3 separate regions of the Homo sapiens genome follow, and regions 1 and 2 are each linked to region 3. The links are chromatin contacts, found by Hi-C or POLR2A ChIA-PET in ENCODE. All regions are on one chromosome and are shown on one strand. Each heading gives the region's core, a stretch centred on a gene start or an enhancer-like site at or near the end of the contact. The rest is flanking DNA. Distances are from core to core; before and after follow the strand shown. Region 1 has its middle 63 kb from the start of KLHDC4. Region 2 overlaps KLHDC4 (kelch domain containing 4). Region 3 has its middle 26 kb from the start of MIR6775.

Region 1 (4,183 bases), core at 605-3,104, 110 kb before region 3:
GGAGGGCAGAGGGAGGAGGGCAGAGGGCGGAGGGAGGAGGTTGGAGGGCGGAGGGAGGAGGTTGGAGGGCGGAGGGAGGAGGTTGGAGGGCGGAGGGGAGGAGGATGCAGGGCAGAGGGAGGAGATTGGAGGGCGGAGGGAGGAGGTTGGAGGGCAGAGGGGAGGAGGTTGCAGGGCAGAGGGAGGAGGTTGGAGGGCGGAGGGAGGAGGTTGGAGGGTGGAGGGAGGAGGTTGGAGGGCGGAGGGAGGAAGCTGGAGGGCGGAAGGAGTCAGTCAACTCAGGCACCTGGTTGGCTTCTCTCGCGCCCAGGCCGCGTGTCAGGTGAGGCAGTCGGTACGCAGAAACTGAGGAAGCGACTGTCCCCAGGTGCCAAGGAGGTTGCTGGCTCAGCCTTCAAAACAAGCAAGGAAGAGTGCAGCTGCATTTGTTGAAAAAAAGCCAGGCTGTATTTTCACCATGTGCCCCCTGCCTTGAAAATGAACTACGGAATGCACAGCGCGTGGGGGGTGGGTGCTGGAAAGGGACAGAACAAGGGTCCGTGGCAACCACAAAGCACCTGCAGGCCAGCGCTTCCCGATGAGCAGAGGCGGGGGCTGGCACCTGGCGCTGGCTGCAGACGGGAAGTCAACGCCACCAAAGCAGAGGACCTCAGCCACCCAGGTTAGCAAGAGGGTAGCAGGGCGCTCAGGAACAGGTGAAGCCATACTGTGGAGAGAAGCTGAATGCTCCTCCCAAGCTTCAGCCCACCCATTAGGAACAAATGCTCTTTAAGTCTGTTTCTTCATGAAACCCAAAGTGGAAGTGCCTGAGCTGTGAATGCGGCCACAGCGTTCATGCCAGCTTGTTCCCAAGCCTAGGAGAAGCAAGCAGCCCCGTGACGGGCACAGGCCACAGTGTGGGCGTGAGCTCACCCCATGTGTAGCCGGGTGCTGGGCCCAGGCCGCTGGGTTTCTGGGGTCGGCAGAGTGGGCCAGGCAACAACCTCACATGCCTACCTCACTGCCACTCGTCCGCCTCGTCCACTCCTGGCATTTGGGATAAACATCCTGTCTCAGACACACCCTTCTCGTGCGCCCATGCCACCTGCTCAGGCCTATGCCGCCCGCCCGTCCTCCCAAGCGTGCACACCCGTCCGCCATCCTTCTCCCGTCTGTGCCCCATGGGACAGAGGCCTCCAGCTGCACCACCACTGCTCGTTAACAGCTGCCATCCACACCGAGGAAGCCTCTTCGAGCCCAGGGAGTGGAGGATGGGGCTCTGCTGTGCACGTGCTCCCTCGGGCCCTCCCAGCAGTGGTAGATGGGGCTCTGCTCTGTCCTTCTTGGTCATCTTCCTGGGCCTGCAACAAAGCTCAGCCCAGCAGCCAGGCAGCTCCTTACAGAGGCTAACGCCGGGTCTGGTCCCTGGTGACCCCAGGCTGCTGTGAGAACTTGTGACCCCCGAGATCAGAACAGCCTTCGGGTCCCAGAGCTTCCCGCATGATCGTGTGTGGAACAGACCGGGAGATTCCAGCAGATATGGGTTCAACGTTGACCACCAACCTTGACAACCCAAGGGCTGCCTCCCCTGACCATGACAGCCAACTCCTCCTCCACAGTGGCTCTGCCAGGCGCCGAGTCCATAAAGGGCAGCCACTGTTTGGCAAGGAGGGCCGGTCTGCCGGGGGCTCCCAGGCCCTGGGGTCAGGCTGAGAGAGGAAGATGGGTGTGAGGGTGCAGGGGCAGGGGGGCGGGCCCTGCAGGGCAGTGCCTGGCCCGTCCTGCACCCCCAGCCTGGGAACCCCCGGCTTTCTCGCTTGGGCCTCTGGGGAGCCCGCGTCCCCAAATGTAGCCACATCAGAGCACACTTCTCCGGCAGCAACTTCCCAGGCATGTCCGTGGCCTCCTCGGGGGCAGGCGCCCCCTCCTGGACGCTGAGCTGACCTCTCTAGCAGGACTCTGCTCATCTGCACCATTTGCCATTTCCACAGAAACCCTGTCCCCAGAGCCCGGCGGAGAAAAAAACCACAGGGGCCTCTCTGCTCAGGGGAGCCACGCGGAAGAGGCACCCTCGCTCCAGCTGCCAAAGCAACTGAGCCTGCTGCAAACATCTCTGTGAACTCGGACAGGAAACAGTGTTAACCTGTGTTTCCTTCCAAGTCGGCCCTGGCGCATGTGAACTGCTTGCTAATACTGTGTACAATCACGCCGTGCAATGACAGAGAGAACTTTTCTTATTGATGAAGTGGTTTAAAAAGTTACCCTGAGCCTTTTTTCTTTGCTTTTAAGCTGGAAAGATAGCTTGATTACTTATGAAATGAAAAAAAGTTTTCCTAAATGAATGTAACAGTTTAAATCATACTGTTACGAAAACAACACTGTCAAGATTAAAAAGAAATTCTGCTCCTTTTAGTAATAAACAATGTCGTGTGACACTTTGGAACGCTTCTCTCGTTACAAACCAGCGTCTTTACTGAAGGTCCTTCCGCTGCAGAGCTGCGCAATGGATGTGTGGACAGAGCTAGTCGGCACGTGGAGGCTCTCCTGGTTTTCGAGCAGGAAACGTGCTGTGAGCAGGAATCGCGAGTGAGTTCCATGGCGTCCCCGGGTCAGCGCGCGTGCAGGAATCGCGAGTGAGTTCCATGGCGTCCCCGGGTCAGCGCGCGTGGGGTCCTGTCTCGCTGGCTCACCACTGGTGGCCAGGGCATGTCTCCCCCAGCCCTGAGTCTCCGCAGTGGTGACCAGGGCATGTCTCCCCCAGCCCTGAGTCTCCCGGCAGTGGAGGCAGCGTGGGCACAGGGTTTGTCACAGCCTGTAAGTGAATGGAGGACACAAAAATAACCAGAGAGGCAGGCTCTGCCCTCCGGGAGTGCACAGGCGGTTTTTAAAATGTGTGCGTTCATGTAATTAAACGTCTCCGTTTGTTTCTCAGGGAGTGGTTACTCAATTTCTTCCCAGCCAGAGCTTTGTAAACCTGCGCTTCTCACCCCTCAGTGAAGCCTGAGTCCAGCCTCTAAAGGTGGGTCCCCTGGGTGGGCTGCAGCCAGTGGGGGCTTGGAAGGGCTCTGAAGGTTGAGACAAGGAAAACGGGCGTGAGCTGGACTCAGGGAAGCCGGGTCACCGTGGTACCTGCACTGTGGCCCTTGGCCATGACAGTGTGTCAGCTTCCGGCAGGGACTGCTTGTGTGCCTCGGGACACCAGTGACCAGGTGTGGCCAGGCCCCAGATGGCATTGCTGCAGCTCTCTCGTGAAAGAGTAATGGAGGTGACTGCAACCTGCGCCGGGAGCCATCTGGGCTATGAAAACGAGACTGGCCTCCAGCGCCCCCGGCCTCCACACAACACTCTTACACTGCCCAGGAGAGCAGCGGTCACTAGCAAGTTCCTTCCATGCACAAAGGCAGGCAGGCTGAGGCCGTGATCACAGCTAGAGCTCGGCTCCTTTTCCTTCCGGGCTGGGGAACCACCATCCCCCGCTCCTTCTGGAGGAAGGCTGACTCTTCTCTGATGGAAACCATCAAGCACACGGCGCCGCCACCTCACTCCAACACCCGAGTGCCACGTCCAGCGCGGGGTCTCGCCTCGTCACCTGAACGACACGTGGAAGGAGGCGCCTGTGGAGAGCCCTGGGGAGGGTCCTGAACGTCACGGGGAAGGAGGCGCCTGGGGAGGGTCCTGAACCACACGGGGAAGGAGGCGCCTGGGGAGGGCCCTGGGGAGGGTCTTGAATGTCACAGGGAAGGAGGCGCCTGGGGAGGGTCCTGAACATGACAGGGAAGGAGGCGCCTGGGGAGGGTCCTGAACGTCACGGGGAAGGAGGCGCCTGGGGAGGGTCCTGAACATGACAGGGAAGGAGGCGCCTGGGGAGGGTCCTGAACGTCACGGGGAAGGAGGCGCCTGGGGAGGGCCCTGGGGAGGGGTCCTGAACGTCACGGGGAAGGAGGCGCCTGGGGAGGGTCCTGAACGTCACGGAGAAGGAGGCGCCTGGGGAGGGTCCTGGGGAGGGTCTCTCTCACCAACGGGCATCTTGGTATTTGGTCCCCCAGTGACTTTGTCACCTAGCCAATGACATCCTGCTTGTACCAACTCAATTAAAAAAAAAATCAGATGTCAAACTGCAATCAACACTGCTCTCATCTAAACACAAACACAAACCAACTGCCTGGCAAGAATTTCTAAGCTCAATGGGTGGTTCCCTTGATGT
Region 2 (3,887 bases), core at 35-2,534, 86 kb before region 3:
CAAGTCATCATAGTCAAAGCACTAGCTGGACCCAGACTGACTCGGAATTTATAAAACGTGGTTACGATACTGACCAAAGCTGCCGGTTCTTCGTGGCAGCGCAGAGCCTGGAGGGTGTTTAAAGTCCTCCCAAGGCTACTCAGATGCATCTCCTGAGGGAGCCTGGGACGGGATCTGGTTACAGGAGGAGGAAGGAGGGCAGGTGTCTGTGAGTTCCTCTTAATCTACAGGCAGGTCCAGCCCCAAGGTCAAGGCTCTGAGCACTACTGTCCACTTCATGAACCCGAGCTCTTCACATGTCAAACTCTGGAGCCTTGCCATGCAGAACCACGGTCAGAATGCCTTCATCTGATCAAACACTGTCAAGCACGCCACTGTCCAGGCACCAGGCACGCAAGTGGACAGAAGACTGGCCCTGTGAGACTCTCTTCTCCGGGCTGAGAGACAATGGCCAAGTCTGTAACCAGCAGGGAGGATGGTGAGCAGAAGGACAAGGACACGCAGGGGGATGGAAACTGGGGCCGCCCTGCTGAGACGAGGACCATGGGGGTTCTGCATAGAGGAGACCTGGCCTGGCTTGCATCTCTGCAGGTCACTCCAGCTGCTGCACTGTGGTGTGATCCTGAGGGCCCCGGGGAGGCGCCAGGTCTGGCAGGAGAGTGCAGTGCATGGCAGTGGGCAGGGGTCAGGCACTCTCCAAGCCACCTCTACTTGCTCAGTGAAATGTGAGGTGAGGGTGGGTGGCGGGTGGCAGGACCTCCTGGGAGCATGGACGGGGCCTGCGTGGGAGAGAGGCGTGTGCCCACAGTGTGTGGGGTCTTCTCTGGCCTGGGCCGCGCAGCAGCACAGCACAGCTGGGTCATGCCAAGAGGACAGAGCATGGCGGGTGAGGGTGTAATGGCGCCAGAGCAAGGACGAGCTTCCCCCAGCCCCAAGCTCAGGTACGGGCCATGTACCAAAGTTTCTATCAGTTCGTGCACACTGCCGCTTCAGCCATGGCGCAGCTGACCACCTGCTTAGGCTACTGACTTTTTTTTACACTCCAAACCATTCACAACTCAAATCTCTCGCTAATTCTGATAAATCTCTCATGAATCCAAACAGACAAGCTTTTCACTGCAATTCCAAATGCCACAGGCTCAGAGCCAAGAGCTACTGAACTAAGTGGATTGAGATCACCCACCGTCAGACTGAGGGCGGGTGCACGTGGCTGCAGACAGCAGCTGCTGAGAATGACACGCGACTCTGATGAAAGCGATACAGCTTAGCCGGTCTGGCTGTTCACCGTCCTGCTGCACTCTACGACACATCTGCTGGGAGAAAGCACTAGACCGGGGCATCCTGCCTGGCTTTCAGCCAAGTCAGCCTGTTCTCAGTGCCCTCCCACATGCCAGAATATCTAGACAAGCCTGACCGATGCCAGCCACTACTCCAGAAAATAGGGTGATTTTCTCTGTGCAGAACAAAAGATGACCAAGAAAAAAATCGGGTCATTCCGATCAACTCGGTACAATCTCTGACCAACTGCCATTAAAAGGCTGAAATCCTTTATTGCCAAGGCAGCAGAATGAACGTGGATCAGAATGGAGAAACAGACCTATGTTCCTGCAGGCATGTGATTTTCAACAAAGGTTCCTAAGGTATTCAATGGAGAATAAAAAGCCTTTTCTTTTTTCTTTTTTTTGAGATGAGTCTTGCTCTATTGCCCAGGCTGGAATGTAGCAGCACAATCTTGGCTCACTGCAACCTCCGCCTCCCGGGTTCAAGTGATTCTCCTATCTCAGCCTCCCGAGTAGCTGGGATTACAGGCACGCCCCACCACGCCTGGCTAATTTTTGTATTTTTCAGTAGACATGGGGTTTCACCATGTTGGCCAGGCTGATCTCGAACTCCTGACCTCGAGTGATCCGCCCGACTCAGCCTCCCAAAGTGCTGGGATTACAGGCGTGAGCCACTGTGCTCGGCCTAAAAAGCCTTTCCAACAGATGCTGCTGAGACAAGTGAGTATCTACATGGGGGAAACAGCCTCAACACTCACCTAATGCTGCTCTTGAGAATTAGTCCCGGGCAGATCACAGGGCTAACTGTGAAACCATATCATTTTTAGAGAAAAATAAAAGAAAATCTTTGTTACTGAAGCTAAACAAGGTCTTCCTGTATCACAGACCGCAATAATCACAAAAGAAAAACGTAATAAATTAGATTTTATCAAAAACTCAAAGCTTCTCATCAACAAACACTTCGGAAGGTGACCAGCCAAGCCACTACTGGGAGGGTATTTGTAATCCACACACCTGAAAAGAACTGGTGTCCAGAATGTCACCTTCTGCAACTCACTAACAAAAACTACAGCCCATTAAAAATAGCAGAAGACATGAACACACACTTCAGGAAAGACAAGCTCATGAAAAGCACTCAACACCAGCAGTCATGAGAGAAATGAGAATTAAAACCACGAGGTACCACACATCCACCAGAGCAGCTAAAAACAGAAAGACTGACGCCATTGGGGCTGGTATGAACAGGGGGCAACTGGAACTCCCCAACATTTCCAGCACAAGTGGAACCGGCCACTGCTTCGGGAAGAGAGCTGACCATTCCTTATTAAATAACACCCACACCCACACCCACCCCAGGGCCCAGCAGCTCCACTCCAGATATCTATTTACCCAAGAGAAACCAACACACGCAGCCACTCAAAAGATTATTATGGACGTGCTCATAGCAGCTTCAGTCACAGCTGCTTCCAAAGGCTGTGTCTTCTGAAGAACGGAAACAGCCCAGGTGTCCAACGAAAAACAGAACCACAAACTGTGGGACAGTCATATAATGGAACACTTCAGCACGAAGCAGCAATGAACAGAAACATGCAACACGTGGGTCTGAAAAGCTGAGGGAAAGAAGACTGGCCCCACACATCTGGGTGACTTGTTTAGCAGAAGCTCCAGGACAGGCAGATCTATTACGGTGGGAAAATCAGAGCAGCGTCACCTCTGGGCGGAGGGGAGGGTGGGCAGCGGGGCCGAGTGGGAAGGGCACGGCAGGATCAGGGTGTGAGTCACACGGTGCCCGCACTTGTAAAAATGTGTCCCCTCACTGTGGGTCAATGACGCATAGGAAATTACCACCGACTACAGGCGCCCGCCACCACGCCCGGCTAATTTTTTGTATTTTTAGTAGAGACGGGGTTTCACAGTGTTAGCCAGGATGGTCTCGATCTCTTGACCTCGTGAGCCGCCCGCCTCGGCCTCCCAAAGTGCTGGGATTACAGGCGTGAGCCACCGCGCCCAGCCTAAGCATAGCAAAATCTTAATAGCAGGATCTAGGAGGAGTATACAGGTGTTCCCCGTAAAATTCTTTCAAAAGTTAGCTGTGGTTGAAAATTTTCAAAATACAAAGGATTTTTTAAACCCCTACAGTGAGATACTACTTCATACCTCTCAGATTCACAGAAATGTAAAGGTTGGCAGAGTGTGAAATGGGAGTGAAGCAACAGGAACACTTGAGTTCCGAGGACAGAGCCTGTGCCAGCCGCCTCTGTGAAGCACACGCCCCACGAGCAGCAGGCACATGTGAGGAGCACACACTCCACGAGCAGATGCCAGTACACGTGCAGAGCACACGCCCCAAGAGCAGGAGGCTCCGGGGTGGGCGCGAGAACATTCCTGTCAGCACTGTTCTCAGGTTACCAAAGAAACAAGCCCGTTAACAGGAGCGAGGAGAATTTCATTCCACAGAGACTACTACACAGTAGTGAGCGTCCATGGTGCAGGAAGGAGACCCTCAGAACACAGAATCGCTCACACTGCACTGCTGACAGGGGTGTGGAGAACAGAACAGGGCCCTAACACGGCACCAAGTTCACAGAGGAGCCGATTAACACTATC
Region 3 (4,437 bases), core at 1,707-4,206:
CCCCAACGGGGCCTGTCCTGGGAGGTGCCTGCAGGGCGGCTCTTGTTTTCTTTCCCACTTCTGTGCCCACGTGCATTTGTAAGGGCTCCGGGAGGAGGGGGCTTCCCTTTTCTGTGGGTCTCTTTCAGGTCCTCCTTCCACAGAGCTACACAAGGCCCCACTAATTGCTCTAATTGCCTTGCCGCCACCTGGTGCAGATGCAGCCGCCTTTCCAAACGGAGCTGCCGGGCAGGGCTGTAACTCATACTTCCTGCTTGAATCATGTCTGCCTCTTACATCAGCCACCAGCCTCTTTTTCATCCAGCATGGGAGGGTGCAGCTGGGGCAGAGCTGCCGTTGATGTAAAGTCACTAAGCCCTGGGGGCTGGGTTCATGAGTGGGATGGGAATGGAGGTGCCCCGGGGGCTCCTCTTTCTCTCCAGAACATGCTGCACCCTTTGTGGGCAGGTTGGCACCTGTACAATTGGAGATAATGGGTGTCATACGGTCCAGTTGCTCCTCTGAGCTGCTCTGACACGCACCTGCCCTCACCTGGGACACGGCAGGCTCCCCTGTGAGCCACCCCTGGAGGCGCGGTTCCTGGAAGCAGGGAGGGAGGAGGGCAGGGAGGTTGGGGTGGGGCCCTTTAAGGAGTCAGCCCTGCCCTTTAATCCTCACAGGGACGATGGGAGCCAGGATGGCTGCCAGCGTTTCGAGATAACGCCAGCCATGCAGGGCCTGGAAGGGGGAGCATCACCCAGGCACCTCACAGAGCACACATATGCAAAGCCACACGGTCCACACCCCAGCAGACACGGGAGAGAGGCTTCGCACCACCAGCTCCCAGTGATGATGCTGCCTGCCTGCAGCCTGGTGTTTGCAGCTGGACTTAGTTCTTAACCAGGGGATACAGCAATGTTTAGAACAGGGGTGTCCAATCTTTTGGCTTTCCTGGGCCACCCTGGAAGAAGAATTGTCTTGGGCCACACATCAAATGCACTAACAATAGCTGATGAGCTAAGAGAAAATCACAAAAAAAATCTCATAATGTTTTAAGCAAGTTTACGAATTTGGGCTGGATGCAGTGGCTCATGCCTATGATCTCAGCACTTTGGGAAGCTGAGGTGGGTGGATCACTGAGGTCAGGAGTTCGAGACCAGCCTGGCCAACATGGTGAAACCCCGTCTCTACTAAAAATACAAAAATTAGCCAGGCGTGGTGGTGCCTGCCTGTAGTCCCAGATACTTGGGAGGCTGAGGCAGGATAATTTCTTGAACCCAGGAGGCAGAGGTTCCAGTGAGCTGAGATTACGCCACTGCACTCCTGCCTGAGCAACAGAGCAAGACTCCATCTCAAAAAAAAAAAAAAAGTTTATAAATTTGTGTTGGGCCTCATTCAAAGCTGCACTGGGCCACAGGTCGGACAAACTTGGCGTAAAATATTTTTGGGTTGTCACAATTAACTAACGGGGAGGTTGCTGCTGGCCTCCAGTCGGTGGAGGCCAAGGATGCTGCTAAGCATCCTGCAATGCACAGGAAACAACCAATTAACCCCACAGTGAAGAATTATCCAGCCCCCAATCCCAGTGACCAAGACTGAAAAACCCGGGCTGGGAGAGACAGTGCTGCCATCGATTGCTTATGTCTGCCACTGGTGCAGACAGGGTGGTGGTGATGCCTGCAATCCTAATCCCACCCGGCAGACTGTCCTGAATGTATAACCCATCTCACCTCCCACTGTTCTCTCTGGGACCTTCACACCTATAGTCTCCTTTGCTCTGTGAGCTCCAGGTTGAGGAGAGGTGCTTGGACCTGGGCCACCATGTTGCACAACTGCGTAGGTTCTGCAACATGTTGGCCTCCTTTGGATTGTTGTTGTCTTGAGGATGGTTTTTATACAGGCCGGGAGTTGAAATCTCAAAGAGCTACAGGGCCCAGACCCAGGAAAGAGATGAGTGAAGTGGGCAGGTGGGAATGATGGTTAAATGCAGAGGCGTGCCACAACCAAGGGGCAACAGCCTTCAGCCCCCGCCACTTCCAGGCTCTGAGGATGGTGAGCCCCAGATTACTAAATCTTTCATTTTTTTAAAAGGAAGTAAAAAATGTGTTTTTCTTTTTTAAATGTGAAATTGGCCGGGTGCACCTTGACCTCCAAAACTGCTGGGATTACAGGCATGAGCCATCACACCTGGTCAGGAATCTGTTTTTTAAAAGATTTTAAACAATGTTCTTTATCTTGATAGGGATTCGGGTTAACAAGTGTATGTGTCTGGCAAAACTCATGAAGTGGTGCCTCGTAGGTAGTTTGCTTCAGTGTATGTGACTGTACACAAAGAAGAAAGAAGGAAGGGGTGGAAGGAAAGGAGAAAGGGAAAGAGAGGACCATAAACCAATGCTGAACACTAGTTGAAGCCCAAGTCCAGTATGATTTCCAGAGGTTTCCCTAACACCCGCTATCCCATAACTCAACCATTTTACCATGTCCTGTGCCACTGGTATTCTTTTTTTTTTGAGACAGAATCTCGCTCTGTCACCCAGGCTGGGGTGCAGTGGCATGATTTTGGATCAACGTTGTCAGCGGGGTCCCCGCAGGAGATCTGAGCACAAGTTCCTTCTGGGAGCAGGGAGGTGCATAGGCACCTGGATCATCATTTCCGCTTCTGGGGTGGCAATTCTCCTAGAACCTGTTCACAGCTGTGGCATTCGTGTCCTGGAACTGCTATCATTAGCTTCCACAAAACAGGTGGCTCTAACAACAGAAACTGAGGGTCCTGCAATCCTGGAGAACTAAAGTCCAAAATCAAGTTGTCAGCAGGGCCTGCTCCCTCCAGAGGCTCTAGAGGAGGCTCCTTCCTTCCTCTTCCGGCTCCTGGTGGCCCCCAGAGTCCCTTGGTGCCTGGCTGCATCGCTCCAATCCCTGCCTTCCCCCTCACACAGTCTCTCCTCTGTGTCTGTGTCCAAATTTCCCCCTTCTTATAAGGACACCTGGCATTGGGTTCAGGGACGGCCCCTCGGTAAGTATGACTCATCTTAGATAATCACATCCGCAAAGACCCTGTTTCCAAACAGAGTCACATTCACAGATACCGGGGTTAGGACTCGAGCATATTGTAGGCTGCAACTCACCCACACAGCTGTAGAGAAGCACAGCCACTCCCAAACCATGGGCAGGGGCAGCAGCGTGCACACTGAGCACTCTTTCGTTTTTTTTTTTCTTTTGAGACAGTCTTGCTCTATTGCCCAGGTTGGAGTGCAGTGGCATGATCTCAGCTCACCACAACCTCCGCCTCCTGGGTTCAAGTGATTCTCCTGCCTCAGCTTCCCAAGTAACTGGGACTGCAGGCACGCACCACTACACCCAGCTAATTTTTGTATTTTTAGTAGAGACGGGGTTTCACTATGTTGGCCAGGCTGATCGCGAACTCCTGACCTCACGATCCACCTGCCTTGGCCTCCCAGTGTGCTGGGATTACAGGCGTGAGCCACTGCGCCCGGCCAGCGCTCTGTTCTTTCTCCAATGGCCCCACTGCAATTCCCTGGACAAGAGAGCCCCTGAAGCAGGCTGTAGGGCTCAGGCCGCGGCACAGAGATGGGCAGAGGGAGCCCAACAGCTGTGAGTGGGAGGGGGCAGCTCTGCCCCACACACCCCTCCCTCAGAAGAGCCAGAAGAGAGAAAATGGTCTCCTCCCACGTGGGGTCTTTGAAGCAGCCCACAGGTGCTGGTGACTCTGGCCGCAGCGTGGTTGCCTGCAGGACTGTCCCCAGGCCCTGGAGACCCACCTTCTCCTCTCAGCCAGCACCCTCGGCTTTGCCCAACCACAGTAAAGCTCCAAATTCCCCAATTCTCTGAGTACTTTGATGCAAAACTGCCAAATGGGGAAGTGATTCTGCTGAGGTAATGAGCACCTGGGGCTGGGACGGAGCAGCATAGAGGGATGGGTGTGATCGGGGGGGCCCCTGCACCCCACTGCAGCCCCAGGTGGACCTTGGGTGGCAGCAGAGCCTCTTCTGCTGCAGGAAGAAGTCAGGTCCTTTCACCTAAAACCTGTCATGAGCTCGGGCGGCTCCAGTGCTGGGCGCCGATTAGAAAACAAGCCAGGGAAGGCCAGGTGCAGTGGCTCACGCTTGTAATCCCAACGCTTTGGGAGGCCGAGGTGGGCAGATCACCTGAAGTCAGGAGTTCGAGACCAGCCTGGCCAACATGGTGAAGCCCCCATCTCTACTAAAAATGCAAAAATTAGCCAGGCATGGTAGCACACGCCTGTAGTCTCAGCTACTCAGAAGACTGAGGCAGGAGAATTGCTTAAGCCCGAGAGGCGGAGGTTGCAGTGAGCAGAGATCACACCATGCACTCCAGCCTGGGCAACAGAGTGAGACTCCAACTCAAAAAAAAAAAAAAAAAAAAAAGAGGGATTGAGACCCTAACGTAAAACCCAAAACTATCAAAACCCTGGAAGAC

The links. A loop is a pair of places that touch in the nucleus more often than their neighbours do. ChIA-PET counts read pairs that join two places held with the same protein, here RNA polymerase II (POLR2A). Pooled maps may share reads with other maps.
Region 1: a map of OCI-LY7 shows a loop between it and region 3 (13-fold over the local background). The contact joins two enhancer-like sites. A Hi-C loop is called at or near these places in 1 of 168 maps with a recorded cell type or tissue (OCI-LY7), 4 of 37 single-sample maps with no recorded cell type and 5 of 50 pooled maps. POLR2A ChIA-PET finds 5 or more read pairs at or near these places in 2 of 52 experiments (AG04450 and naive thymus-derived CD4-positive, alpha-beta T cell).
Region 2: a loop to region 3 is called in a map with no recorded cell type, with 11 times the contacts of the local background. The contact joins two enhancer-like sites. A Hi-C loop is called at or near these places in 5 of 37 single-sample maps with no recorded cell type and 4 of 50 pooled maps. POLR2A ChIA-PET finds 5 or more read pairs at or near these places in 2 of 52 experiments (A549 and WTC11).

What each region holds. Positions count from the first base shown.
Region 1 is chr16:87,700,642-87,704,824 of GRCh38, forward strand. It overlaps a transcript of KLHDC4 not described here. Among named protein-coding and RNA genes, the nearest start is that of KLHDC4, 63 kb to the right of the region's middle. RefSeq lists enhancers at 1,070-1,119, 1,850-2,099, 2,135-3,334, 3,984-4,183 and a silencer at 1,670-1,729. Within about 2 kb of position 1,855, at least 6 of the 41 ENCODE cell types and tissues checked have a DNase peak (open chromatin) inside an H3K27ac peak, as active enhancers do; they include OCI-LY7, where a contact is called at or near this core.
Region 2 is chr16:87,722,172-87,726,058 of GRCh38, forward strand. All of the region lies in intron 7 of KLHDC4 (kelch domain containing 4), which reads right to left. Among named protein-coding and RNA genes, the nearest start is that of KLHDC4, 42 kb to the right of the region's middle. RefSeq lists enhancers at 2,324-3,523, 3,156-3,245. Within about 2 kb of position 1,285, at least 6 of the 41 ENCODE cell types and tissues checked have a DNase peak (open chromatin) inside an H3K27ac peak, as active enhancers do.
Region 3 is chr16:87,806,680-87,811,116 of GRCh38, forward strand. No RefSeq gene overlaps it. Among named protein-coding and RNA genes, the nearest start is that of MIR6775, 26 kb to the right of the region's middle. RefSeq lists enhancers at 1-185, 181-580, 186-1,127, 2,787-2,846, 3,517-3,696 and 2 more. Within about 2 kb of position 2,957, at least 5 of the 41 ENCODE cell types and tissues checked have a DNase peak (open chromatin) inside an H3K27ac peak, as active enhancers do; they include OCI-LY7, where a contact is called at or near this core.